2 separate regions of the Homo sapiens genome follow, and region 2 is linked to region 1. The links are chromatin loops, found by intact Hi-C in ENCODE. Cell type or tissue: endothelial cell of umbilical vein. All regions are shown on one strand. Links, peaks and the distances in the headings refer to the core of each region. The heading gives the core; the rest is flanking DNA.

The links. Peaks named below come from ENCODE experiments on the same cell type or tissue, not always from the same donor. Only the 100,000 strongest peaks of a DNase experiment are listed, where the experiment ranks them.
Region 2: it touches region 1 in a loop (2.2-fold over the local background); 8 of 110 quality-filtered maps call a loop at or near these places.

The regions. Positions count from the first base shown.
Region 1 is chr6:107,597,164-107,603,674 of GRCh38, reverse strand. All of the region lies in intron 5 of SOBP (sine oculis binding protein homolog), which reads right to left. Among named protein-coding and RNA genes, the nearest start is that of SOBP, 110 kb to the right of the region's middle. In endothelial cell of umbilical vein, for the core only: no CTCF peak of the experiment used is centred there; a DNase peak (open chromatin) is centred at 2,544.
Region 2 is chr6:107,661,709-107,668,219 of GRCh38, reverse strand. No RefSeq gene overlaps it. Among named protein-coding and RNA genes, the nearest start is that of SCML4, 160 kb to the left of the region's middle. In endothelial cell of umbilical vein, for the core only: no CTCF peak of the experiment used is centred there; a DNase peak (open chromatin) is centred at 2,609; H3K27ac peaks cover 484 bases.

The DNA.
Region 1 (6,511 bases), core at 1,355-3,854:
TCTCTCTGAGCATAGAGGCTTCCTTCATGCCCCCAAAGTACTTTTTGGGGGGCTTCCATTACATCGTACTTAAGCTGCTTTTGAGACAGTTTTCCACTGTGTTTTAAAAGTCAGTCCTGGCATGTCTGTAAACATCAGTTCATATTCCTGGAATAAATCTTTTTTGTGTTCCATCCTGCTACCCACAGGGGTACAGATGGCATGTTTTATGTGGCGGCCACTATTTACAGTTCAACCCCATGGAGGCCCATGAGATGCCACAAACGTAGCCCACACAGGAAGACAGCCCCTTGGGCAGAGACATTTGTCCTGACAGGCCAGGAGTGCCAGGAAAGGACACACCTTGAAAGTACACGGGGTGCCTCTGCCACTGACACCCATTCTCCATTCAGGGCATCCCCAGAAGGCACACTGGGAGGCAGGCTTTGCCCAAGTGTCAGCGGAGTGTCCATGGCCAGTGGCCGTAGCAGGGAAAACAGCACACAAAATGCCCAAAATTGGCTGCAGAGTTTAAAACATCAACAAAGCAAATCCTTCCTGACCAGGAAGGCTTACCACATTCATTTGCATGTTCATGAGCATCTGCTAGCTGAGTATCAATGTATCCTTCTTTCTATTCTGATGGACAGCCATTAATCACAGTAGATCTGCCCTTGTCAGTACCTCAGTAAACAGATAATGGAAGCAGGGTTTTTTTTTTTTGTGGGGGACGGGGGAGGCAAGGGGAGAAGAATCACTTTACCCAGAAGAATATTGTGAAGAAGCCCACTGCTGCCTCTGTCTCAGACTAAGCTAGCATTTGCTGAAAATGTCAACAGATTGCTTCTTGAGTTTTGAGTTGTGCAGACATCAAAAGCTTATTTTGCTTAAAATCACTTGGTTGGTTTAGGCATTTAGAATGTCTCTGACTATGTAATTTGGATTAAGAGGTTCTTGTTGGGTTTTACTGGTTTAGCATAAATCAGGACATAACTGGAATAGACCCCTTCACATAACCTGAGCCTTTAGGCCATTAATGAAGTAAAATTTGCTCTTTGTGTTGCCTTTTTAGTGGATTCTCCTCCTTCTTCCTTTCCTTTCCCTTTCCTTTTTTTTTTTTTTTTTTTAACGCGGCTTAGTTGCTATGCAGAGGCTTAGCGCTCCTGCATGGGGATCAGTTCCAGACTTTGGTTTGATTTGAAACAAGCCAAGCAAATTTGCCTGAATGTGATTTCAAAAGGTTTTCCTGTTTTCCTATTTCTCTCATCAGGAGATTGAAGGAAGCTGAGAAGCAAGTCACTATTTGAGTTCAAATAAAGCTGGTCTGATTTTCTCAAGTATTCAGTATGATTCAGGAGACACTGCTCGGATAGACAACCCCTGCTCCTCTGAAACACTTTAACAGTTCTCCAATCAGGACTGAGTCTCAGGAAGCTAATTTCAAAAGGCAGATTACTTATAATTGCAGATCAAATCTTTTTCTTCCATTTTTACTTCTGTTTCAGTCTTTCTTTTACCCTTTCTCTATATCATGTGGACTAGATGTGACTCAAAAAGTTAATGGAAATTGCTCTCATCTTAATTTAGGAAAAAAAGAGAAGGAGAGAGAGCAATGAGTATAATTTGCAGATCTGAGCACAGGTCATTACAGGTGTGTTATAGTAGTGTATTCATGAGCCTCCTGGGACAGGCATGCTGAGCTATCCAATAACTTTCTTAATGTGCAATTACACACCACTGGACTATAATTGATTAATTGAAAAGAGAATGTAGGCAGAGGTGAGGGCAAGACTTCTGCTGCTCATTAAATGAATATGTCTTTGCTTCTCTTTAATAAATTAAGTGGAACTACTCAAAAGCAATTAAGTCAGTAGTGAAATTCATTAAATTTTAAGTAATTATTGGTATTAAATTCTGTAATAAAATTCAAGACTTTGCATAGTTCCATTTCAAAAAGAAGTATGATTATTCTATGTGGTCAATTTAGCGGAATGGGGGTTCCAGAGAAAACTGTATTAGACCCAGTGACATTCTGTGTGGAAATCACACACAGAGAGAGGAAGAGACAGAAGGCGGAGAGGCTCTGGAGGCACTGGCCTGCCCTGCTGGACCAGCCAGGGCAAATGTGACACTTAAATTTAGGAATGGAGTCATGTTTCCAAAGTAATTTCGAAAGTGTTTCTTGCATTTAAAATTTAATCTAAATAGTTTCAGAAAGATGACAAACACTTATTTTTAAACCTAATGTCTTGCTACAATATTTGATACCTTCTCTAGTAGCTAAATTCAAACATACACATGAATATGCGGAGTTGAGAGCAAATTGGAGAAAATTCTTTCCAGGCCCTACTCTCATATGGGAAACAAACCTGGGCTATTGGGGTACAGGAAGAGGACAAGATGTGCCATAGTTTAGGGACGGGGCCACAGAGAGCTGTCAGAGCCCATAGGTGGCTGCCACAGCTTCTGCTTCTATTCATTCTGCCCAAGAAACTCCGCAACTCAGAAATAATGTCAGAGAGGAACTCAACTGAGCCAATGCTGCCGCATTCCAGACATTCCTGACAACTCCCTAGACATAGGAGAGACCTTGGAGTCTGAGCCGATTGGGGAAAATTGCCAATAGAGAGCCACACCGGTATGGTTTGTTCATTCATTCATACAGCCAATATTTCTTGAGTGTCTATTCAAAGGCTTTATTAAGATTATTTTATACACATTATATAATTTAACAATATAACTTTAAATAATTTAATAATATAAAGTATATAATGATCTTGTAAAAATGAGGGGTAGAAATCTGTAAAAATCGAGTTCATTTCATGCCCATCCAAAATGATTTTGTGCCCTGCACATAGTAGGCACCCAATAAAAGCTTGCTGACTAGATAGATGGCATTGATGATGTGGATTCTGTGGTAAACATGATGGTATGTGGCACTTGCATAAAGTTCTCTAATTTATGGAAACTAATATCTTGGCCAGGATACACCAAAGAGCTGATGATTATGGCAGCTGACACTGAAGGAGAACTGATTCCAAGGCCTTTATCCTCAGGCTTCAGCTCCAACCATCAGTGTCCTTAACAGTCCTGTCATTTCTTTCTTGCAATAGAAAACTTAAAATGCAAACCCATGAATTTTGGTCTTTTTTTTTTTTAACAGTAGATTCAACCACATATATATTTTTTAACCTGCACTTCAAAATCTAAACATAACTTTGCATGGTTAGTTTCATCATCTAAAAAGTAATCCTTGTATTGTCATTGTTTGCAGGGGCTACCACTCGAATGAAGTGAGAACCAGTCTCCTAGCAGCAAGGCTGCAGGGCCACTACATCCTGGAAGCACATTCACATCATGGGCCCTGTGAGAGGCTCCACACTGCAGCCTTGACCAGGCGCGGCACGTAAGGAGGTATGTGGCTCTTCCCATTCCCGTAGGAGGAAAGGCATTTTACATAGACCCTAATTCCTGTTGGAAGACAAAAATTCCAATCCTCACACACATTGTAATTTTAGAAAGCATAACTAAAGCTAAAACTAAATTAGACAAAATAGGTATATTAGGCTCAGAAAGAAAAAAGCCAGGACAGAGGAAAGACATTAGGTCTCAATTTCTGTTTGCATGTTTTCTTACCATAATAGGCAGCTTATTGTCCCACAGCTCATTTTAATCTTGAACATGACCTTGATAATCTGTGTATGGGCAACCCAGCTATTTCAAAGAGGAGCTCTAATCAAGGGGAGATGCACTTGAGTTTTGACTAAACGACATTTTGCCCACATTCTTGTGGATTTTTGTTTCTTTGTTTGTTCATGTTTACAACTGAAACAAGTCCCAAATGTATTCCAGACATCTAAGCCAGAACAAAGGAAAACTGATTTATCAAATCAATAATAAGTGCCTAATTGATATATTCTGAAACTTATCAGCATATGAACAAAAAAGATGACCCCAAAAAGTAGGTGGTTGTGTTCACTTCCAAAAGAAAGTCAGGATTTTAAATGGTCAGGTAATTAGAAAAATTAAGAAATGTAGGATTTTAAGAAATTTAATTTGGGAGCTAGCAACCTTTTTTTTTTTTTCTCAAAAATCATCTTATGTTAATCCAATGTTCTACCTTTATAAACCCAGCAAATTAAATAAAATGTTTTTTTTGATGAAGATCTTGAAAATATTTAGGATTATAATTGGATAAATACCAGTTTTCTGTCTAGAGTCCTATACATGTGCAAAGTGTAAAGAATAAGCTAAATCCATATGACCGAAAGCTGTATATCATAAGATGGTTCATTTTTAAAAAACGGATTCGGACTACTCATATGAGTTTTATTTGTTAGTATTTCCTTCTTTCTCTTAAAAAAGTTGAGTCCAAAAGGATTTATCTTTATTAGTTACACTTTATTGAGCACTTGCTAAATGACAAGCACACTATATATATTACCTCATTTAGCTTTTACAGCAACCCTAAATGGCACACACAGTTATTCTTTCTGTTTTACAGATGCAGAAACTGACCATCTCAAGACCACAAAGCCGGTAACCCACATAGCCAGGAAGTGTTTCCAGGGTATACACACTAGATGGTCTCTATGCTATTTTCAGGGGGAAGGGGTTGTTGCATTCCTTGTACTGGAGACTCTATCCACATTTAAGAATCTTTCGTTCCTACTTTGCATTTGTGTAGTTTAAATCGTACTGATCCCTGAATCACTCTGGATCACAAATATTTTTAAACTTCAGTTTCTTGCTTCTACTTTGATCTTGTTTTTCCCACTGCACACAACTAGCTACTTAAGACTGTTATCCAAAATCTAAATTTACAGGAAAATTGGCTTGAAATGAAATCTTTGCCAGTTATTTATATTAAGATGATCATAAAAACTTGATGACCAATATTTTTGGACAGTCATTTGCAGAGTCACTTTCTTGCCTTTCCAGCTGTTAGAAGTCTTTGTCCTCATCACAGGGTGCCTGGACTGTTCTAACCGCCTTCTAGAAGTCTCCCTGCTCCCCTCCTCCAACCCATGAAAACAGTGCTTTCATAACAGTACTTCCTGGCTCAGGTACCTAACAGAGATTCCTATAGCCAAAACACCAAATGTAAAATTAGCTGTTTGGCTGTCACTGTTTTTATTATCTGACCACAACCTACTGAATTCATTTTATTCTCGCCACTCACAGAATGACGCTAGCACAGGCTGTCTCCCAACTGGCCCCCATATGCATGATGCGCACCCCTCTCATCATCATTCCACATCTTCTCTTTCTCTGGGATGCCCTTCCATCGCTACGCACCCTCCAAGGGCAAGCCCAACCTTCATCTCTTCCAAGGACCTATTCCTGATGACTCCAGGCCATCATTTCTTCCCTATTAAACGGCCTTTACTTCCTTATTGCACACATACATATTTTAATACGTATTCCTATTGTCTAGTCACCATGCCACACCATCTGGCACTTTATTATACACTGGAAGTACATTGTTCATATAAGCGTAGTTTGTAAACTTTTTTTTTTAAAGTTCTCTTTGTCTAGCCCAAATCTGTAAACTTCTTATGAGAAGGATGCACATTTTACATTATACTTTGTTTGCACTGCAACACATGACTTTTAAGCCCAGCCCTGGGGAGACAGCAGGTACCTAATAAATGCATGTCGATTGAAAGACAAATGTCTTAAAAATCTGGGTAACACACACACACCCCATAACCACCTGCTCTCATGTGAATTCCACTTTTTGGGATGTGTCCATGACATTAAATACCCAGTTTTTTTAAGGCTTTAAATCTCTATAGACATTGTCTTCATGCAGTGTATACAAAAGAATAAATTAGAGCTATGAGAAACAACTCAGACCAAATAAACCAGGGAGAATATATCCCTCGAGAAAAGGTCTTTTTGGTTTGAATTATCAAGACCGGCTGTCTCCATTGATGCAGCTCAATTTTCAACTTGGCTGATTTGATGACAGTCAGAACATTGTTTAAAAATCAAAATGCATGAAGGCTAAGGAAAAATGAAAATAAAAATTCCATTACAACTTAATTTTTCCATGTTATTTATTTTTATGCATTCATATATAAACATTAAATTAGTATAGAAAAAACACTGCATAAATGTTTGAGATGAGTTAAATGCCATAAACTCATAAATACTTCAGTAATGCTTGTTTATTTTCCTTTTCCTATATATAAATACCCACATTTCTACATGGGATATGTAAATCTGCCCTCATATATTGTATTTTATATGGTAGCTATGTAATAACATTGCATATTTTCAAAATTCATATACTTACTATCATATTCATAATTATATACTTACTATCTGGTAAGTATATAAATATTTCCCTAAGCCAAAAATGGTGTTTCACTGGAGCATCTTTACATAATTACCAGACAATTTGGAACTTAAAAGCATCACTGATTGAAATAGCTATCTAATGAAGGGCCCCAAATATTTCACATATCTTAATATCTGAACACTTTTTATATGAAAGCCTTATCCTAGCACACGTTCAATATTGCCT
Region 2 (6,511 bases), core at 1,636-4,135, 64 kb before region 1:
TGAGGATGGCTCTTTGCTTTTGATTTGCTTATTAAATCCACAGATGCCTGGGTCAAGAGTTGAGAAAGCCCTTCATGTGGCACCTTTTAAAGAAGTAAAACGGAGAGAGTTGTATTATATCATTGCAACTGTTTAGAAAGAAAAAGTGCCAGTTACTCAATGAATAGAGCTCATATTTCAGAAGCCAAATGCTGTCTAGTTATACCCTGTGAGCGCCTGGACATAAACCCAGCCCATTAACCTCATCTTTATCTCACAGAGTGGCCCCGCCCAGCCAGGCTTATTAAGAGCCTCAAGGGAGAAGCCAATGAGCATGGCATTTGAGAAGAGGCACCAGCCTCAACTCCTGCCTTAGTCCTAATCTAAGATTTTGGAATGAAAAATTCACTGGGGCACATGACCCTCCTGAGCTTCCAGGCTTTTGCACCACGTGCCACCCTACCCCCTTCTCTAGTTTTCATTTCTCAAAGTAATAGTGGTCCCTCCCAGGAGGGGGTCTGGGCCTTCTTTCCCCCAAAGAACGGCACAGGACTAACATATTCAGTGACTTTCCTGACAATCCATGGCAGGTACTGCAGGATATCAGACCTGAAGGAAACCATCCAATTTATAGCTGCTCACGTAAAAGCCATCAGGAGGATCATGAAATGATTCTCCATATGGTGCCCTGAAGCTTCCAAAAACTATACGAGAAAGGGGCTTGGAAGGAATTCTTTCCCTTTTGGAGACAAGGAGGGTCGAAGCCAAGCATCTGTGGCAACCTGGAAAAGACACTCCTCCCCGACACCCACCTCCACTGCATCCCCTGGGGCAGCCCCGAGGATCAGTCCTTGACGGCCCAGGCCCACAGGGTCACTGCCATTGGCCACTTAGGCTTGTCCATTAACCAAGCTTATGTTCTCTAGCATAAATGAACTCTACAGTCACATTGTGTGGAGGCTTCGGGACATGGTTTGCCAAATGGAAAAACATTTGGAGGTTGGGAAAATATCTTGCACATAAATTACTGAAGGCACAGAGAATCTAAAAGAGGGATGGAATCAGAAGCCAAGGAAAAGCCAGGAGGGAGCCAAAGAAAAACGGAGAGAGAGACAGAGACAGGGAAAGCGATGTAATGATTTCTCTTAATGACCCGCCTTCAGACCAAAGGCAAGGTTCTAAGCCGTGTTTGCGTCTCATAAAAGCCATGTGCCTGAGTATTAGGAAAGATCCTTTAAATGGCCGGATCAAGCCTCCATTTTTCATCCTTTCTGAGTAGAGTTCTTCATTGATTATGTTAAGTGCCGGCCCCCAGTTAGAAACACAAAAGGCTCATTGTCTTTGACTGTGGCAAAGGCCAGTTACACACTTGTTAATTTCCTGATTTATAACACTGAAGAGACGGAACTGAGAGGGGTGCTTCCTCTCTCTTTCTCTATGTCTCTCTGTCTCACTCTCTTTCTTGCTCTCAGTGGTGGTGGTGGAAACTATTAAAACAGAGGCAGATCAGGAAGTTTGTGATAAAGAAAAGCCAGGCTCTGGTCTGACATACAATCTCTCTCTTGGCTTAAGTAAACTTGCTTCTTCAAGGCTTGCCATCAACAGAGTCCGGCTCACGTTTCACCACTAAATCTGAGTCAACAATCTCTAATCTGGACACTGGGTTCGGAATCCAGGCTCAGGTTGCACTTGGAAGCTGACAGCAGGGACAAGAGCAGAGAAAAATACGGCCTTTGTTTCTGGTTTGATCGTCCCCACCGAGCTAAGCTGAGGTCATGCGTCGTTTTCTGTCATCAACAAGATAAAAGTTTGCACCTTTCTGGCCCTGAAATGTCTCTCCTGCCATTTATATTAAGGCCAAGAAGCTCTCTGGCCCAGAATCGGAGGGCCAAGTTTGTGGAGAGCTTAGATTTGGAGTCCTTTTCATCTTTCTGACATGTGATACCGTGACATAGGCAGCCCTTGCGGGGTTGCTATGCAGATATACAATTTCTGAAAAGTTACACCCGGAAAACGAAAACCCTGGGCTGGATTAGCATTTCACAAAGAACAGGGAGAAAATGTGTAGCAGTTAGGCTAAAAAGCTAAAAAAGAAAAAAAAAGTGAATTAAAGTTTCATGAAAATGAACTCTTTTTTAAAGGATCAATAAGTATAAAAGTATCTTATTTCATTCCTGGCCTTCGGTCCGAGCCCTAATCCAGCCACTGTGTGCGAAGGAGATACTGTGAGGCCTGTGATGGAGATTGGGAAGGGAGGTCTTGGTGTGGGGTGAGGTTCAGTCATGCTGGGGAGTGTGAAATTAAAGGGCTTAGGTACGGTCCTGCTGTTTTATAAAACTCTTCTTTTTCCCTCTCTACCATTGTTTTCATTGTTTTTACTTTGTACCAAGCCTTCTCTTTTGTTTAAGTAAACCTAGAAAGAAGAATAAAAACAAACACATAGTCTAAAGGTTCTAGCTAAATAAGTTTCAGTTTCTACCTTCCTTTTCTTTACCAATGTCAAAGGCATGCCTTCCAGAGCTCACTCACTCACAACCTAGCCTTTCCTAAAAAGTGTTTTTCTCAAGTATTTCCAACACCAGAAATCATTTTACATGAAACATTAAAATGGAATGTGATTGTTTGCATGAGACGTAGGAGACTGGAAATAATGAGAGGTTTTTCCTGTTATCCCTGAGACCTAGTGACTTCCAGCTGAGACCCTTACATGCCGTCCTGTGAGCCAGCCATGTCCACACAGCTGGAGAGGCGGTGGCCCCTCGCCTGCTGCTCAGGACTCCAGGACACCCCAACAGTTTTAACTGCAGAAGGTCTGGAGGGAAGCCCAGAGCAGGAAATAGGAAAGGGGGTTTTGAAGGACACAGAGGACATGGAGAAGATTCAAGGAACTCAACTGATACTGCTCCAACGGTGGATGAGAGGCACAGCAGCCAGGGAGCTAGACGCCAAACAACTCCGCCTGTCCATGCAGAAGGCAAAGATGCCTTACCCTGACCCTTGCATTCAGGAGCTCCAAGGCTGGTTAGAGGAAAGCAGAGGAGGGGAAATAAGAACAGTAAAGGGCCACAGAGTGGATCTCCTTAGGCATTCTTACTTATTAGATTCTGAAGCGGCAATGTTTGCACAGAGTTCTCTCATAGAGGATGGGAATTTATGGGAAGTTTGTTAGGTTAAAAAGAGATGGGCAATTGACTTTTTCTGTAACTCAAGAGATGAGAATCACTGTTACGCTCCTCTGTGTCACCTCCAAGGTTGATGCTCTCCAAGATGAACTGACACGTGTGAAAGTGAAATGAGGTATTCAATAAACTGGCTCTGTTCTCATGTACACAGCACGTAGACATCCATCCATCCACAAGAGAAAGGCCCAAATGGGAGTGTGCAGTGAAGTGTGGGCTCCGAGCTCACACTCCCCAAGTATAGTTCCAGGCTGTGCCACAACTGTGTGCTCAGTTTCCTCATCAGTAAAATGGCAATACTAATACCGACTTCATAGGGTTGTTGTGAGGTATAAATGAAGTAATGCAACTAAATGATGTTTAGCAATCCTTGGAGAAATGTACATTACAATTAACAGTGGTGTCTATTCCTTCTTGTAGGAGTTCACTGTCTGTTGATTTGGCCCGAATCTGCATGTGAGGAACAGATGAGGAAGGAGAGCATCATCTGTTGCCTGAGGTCTGAAGCAAGATGGAATGGCATTATCAGACATGCATCACATTGGCTGATTGAGATCCAAACTGAGTTATGAGCTGAGTTGATGCTGGTATTTCTGCATCCATCAAGAGCACCGACTGCCCTTGGGGGCAGTGGGTTCAAATCTGGGCTCTATTACATCCTAGCTGAGTGGCTGAGCAGATCACTTAACCTTCCTGGACTGTATTTTCCTCATCCAGAAATGAGGATCACACTGCCTGTATCACATGGTTTTGTGAGAACTGCCTGAGATAGTCCAGGTGAATGTTGTGGTGCCTGGCACGTGGAGGTTCTCAGCATGTATGTCCTTTCATCCAGTCTTTCAGCTGGTCAACTGGGGATCCGAGGCATAGCCCAAAAGTGACCATGGGGCTTGGAGTCAGCTCCCTGCACTCTGGGCAAAGTGACCCCACGTGGGTCCCAGTCAGTGCGGCCCCGGCAGCTCTACTGGTGCTCCTGTTCACCGTCCCATCTCAGCAAGTGCCGGGGGGGAGGCTCGGTGTGCAGTTCAAAAAATCGGAACAATGGGAAGTGGAAAAAGCCCCTGGCTCACGTGCCGTCTGCTCCCTACCCCAGGAAATGGAACACATGTGCCAAAGTGTCCTCACTCCTCTTCCCTTCTCTGAGCTATGACACAGGCCCCCAGCCCCTCTCCTTCAAGTGTTACCTACAGATACCTTGACAGTCCTATTTTAGATCTTGTCCAAAACCAGGTGTCAGGAGAAGTAGCAGTCATTTTTTTTTCTCCAAACCTAATATGATAGTCAAAGATGTCTTGATCTCATTTGGTTGGTTTAGGCACCAACTAAACAATCATAACTCTGCCCTATGGCCTCAACTGCCAAGCGCCTCAGGCCATAGTGAGGCAGCTTAGCCCTGGAACCCACTGCTGGGTCCTGCCTCTTACTATTTGTAACGCCTTGGACAGAAAACCCCTTTGTCTTCATGCCTCAGTTTCTTTGGCTATGAGACGGGGATGATGATACTATCACTCCCTCACTGGGCTGACGTGAGAATTACATGAATGACTGTCAGCAAAGCCCTTAGCACAGGGCCCTGCACAAAAGAAGCACCTAATGGCTGGGAGTCACCTCTCAGCCAAAGTCCCCCTTCGCTAGAAGAATGACATACACAGGTGGCAACTGTTCTTTCCACCCACAGTCGAGAGATAGAAGAAGAGGCATTTTCTGGGTACTGAAGACTATTTTCCATCTATAAATGTGTCCAAGGGTCAAGGAATTATCTCATCTCAAAGGCACTTTTGGCAAAACGCGTAACAATTGCATGACCTGGAATCAGCATTCAGCACAAATGCAAGGGCAGTGGCTGAGTCTTATCCCATTTGTGTTGCTCCCAGCACTTAGTACTGGCCTTGCATTCAGAAGCCCCAAGTGTGCTGCTGACTGGCTGCCTTGGGAGTAGCACTGACACCTCCCTCAAGGACTGGAAACAAAAAATGAAACTCCGGAGTCTTTCTGTGTTTGCTGCACAACTGCTCTGATTTCCAGGGTCTTACTGTCTTCTACCGTCATTAGGCTAGTAGAATAAAAGTGGTTCAACTCAGCCAACACTTTCAGTTCCAAGAGCAGTGAGTAGCTCTTCAAGGATGCAAAGTGAAGAGGGCCACGGTGCGTCCCTCCAGTGAGCCGGGCAAGGTGGGAAGACTGTTCAGCACAGTGCCAGAAGTGGCCTCTGTCCATTTAAACATGGGTCATGGAAGCCCAAGGGAGAAGCAATTAATTGCCCCTCAGGGATTCAAGTTTGGCTTCGTGGAGGGGTGGCATGTAAACTGATCCTTGAAGGAGATGGCTTATTAGTTTTTAAAATAAATAATGACAATGAGGGCTTTCCGGGGGCTGTGCATGTGCTCAGGAGATGAGAGGCAAATAAGACACAATCCCCATCCTCAAGGACTTTGCAGACTGGTAAAGCGCACAGACAGATGAGCGGCTGGAAAAGCTGAGTATGATCTGCATCAGGGCAGAGGTCAGCACAGAGGGGGCGCCTGCCCCAGCAGGGGAGGGGAGGAGCTGGTCCATGCAGCTTCCCAGGGAAGACCTCATCTGAGCAGCTGGGCTGCAGAAATTGCCCAGGGAAGAGGAAGGAAAGACATACCATGTGCAAGGCACAGGAGGGAGAGAGAGCAGGGGCATAGGAACAAGTTCCTAGTTCTAGGCAGGTGTTATGTTGGCAAGGCTGGTGACAGGGAGTGGGAGTGGACTCGGCTGGGAGGCAGCAAAAGCCAGAGTTGGGAGGGCTTTGCATGTTATACCCTGCCCTTGACTTTGACTTCGTAGGCTACAGGGAACCACTGAAAACCTGCAAGGAGGTATTACATGTCTCAGGGAGGGTCCCTATTGAAGCTGTTAAAGGAGGCTAAGCATCTGGCCCTTGGGGTACACGGGGTGGCTGAGGAGGGGAAGGACTTCGCCAGAGTCTTCAGTGCCTATGTACCTGAGCCTCAGTCTGGTCTTTTGTTGTGCCATCTGGGCGGCATGGCCTGGTACTTACAGGTCTACTTGTGGCTCAAGGTGCCCATCCCTTATCAGGGGAGCACCTACCTGCAGGGGAGGGCAGCTTTGCAAAGTTATGAATCCAGGCTCCAAACGTGTGATTACATAAACCCTGGAAAACATTGACAGAGTGTCCTAGTGAGACCAAGAAGTGGTCCATCTTTTCCACAGCCCTATCCTCCCATCAAGTATAAACCACTAGGGCAGGGACTGTGAGTTTTCTTCCTCTCTGGCCTCCCCTCAGCATCAGGCATGGGGCTTTGTGTTCTGCGGGGGGTTGATAACCACCAAGGAAAATCCCGCCTGACTCATTTTTCAGAAAG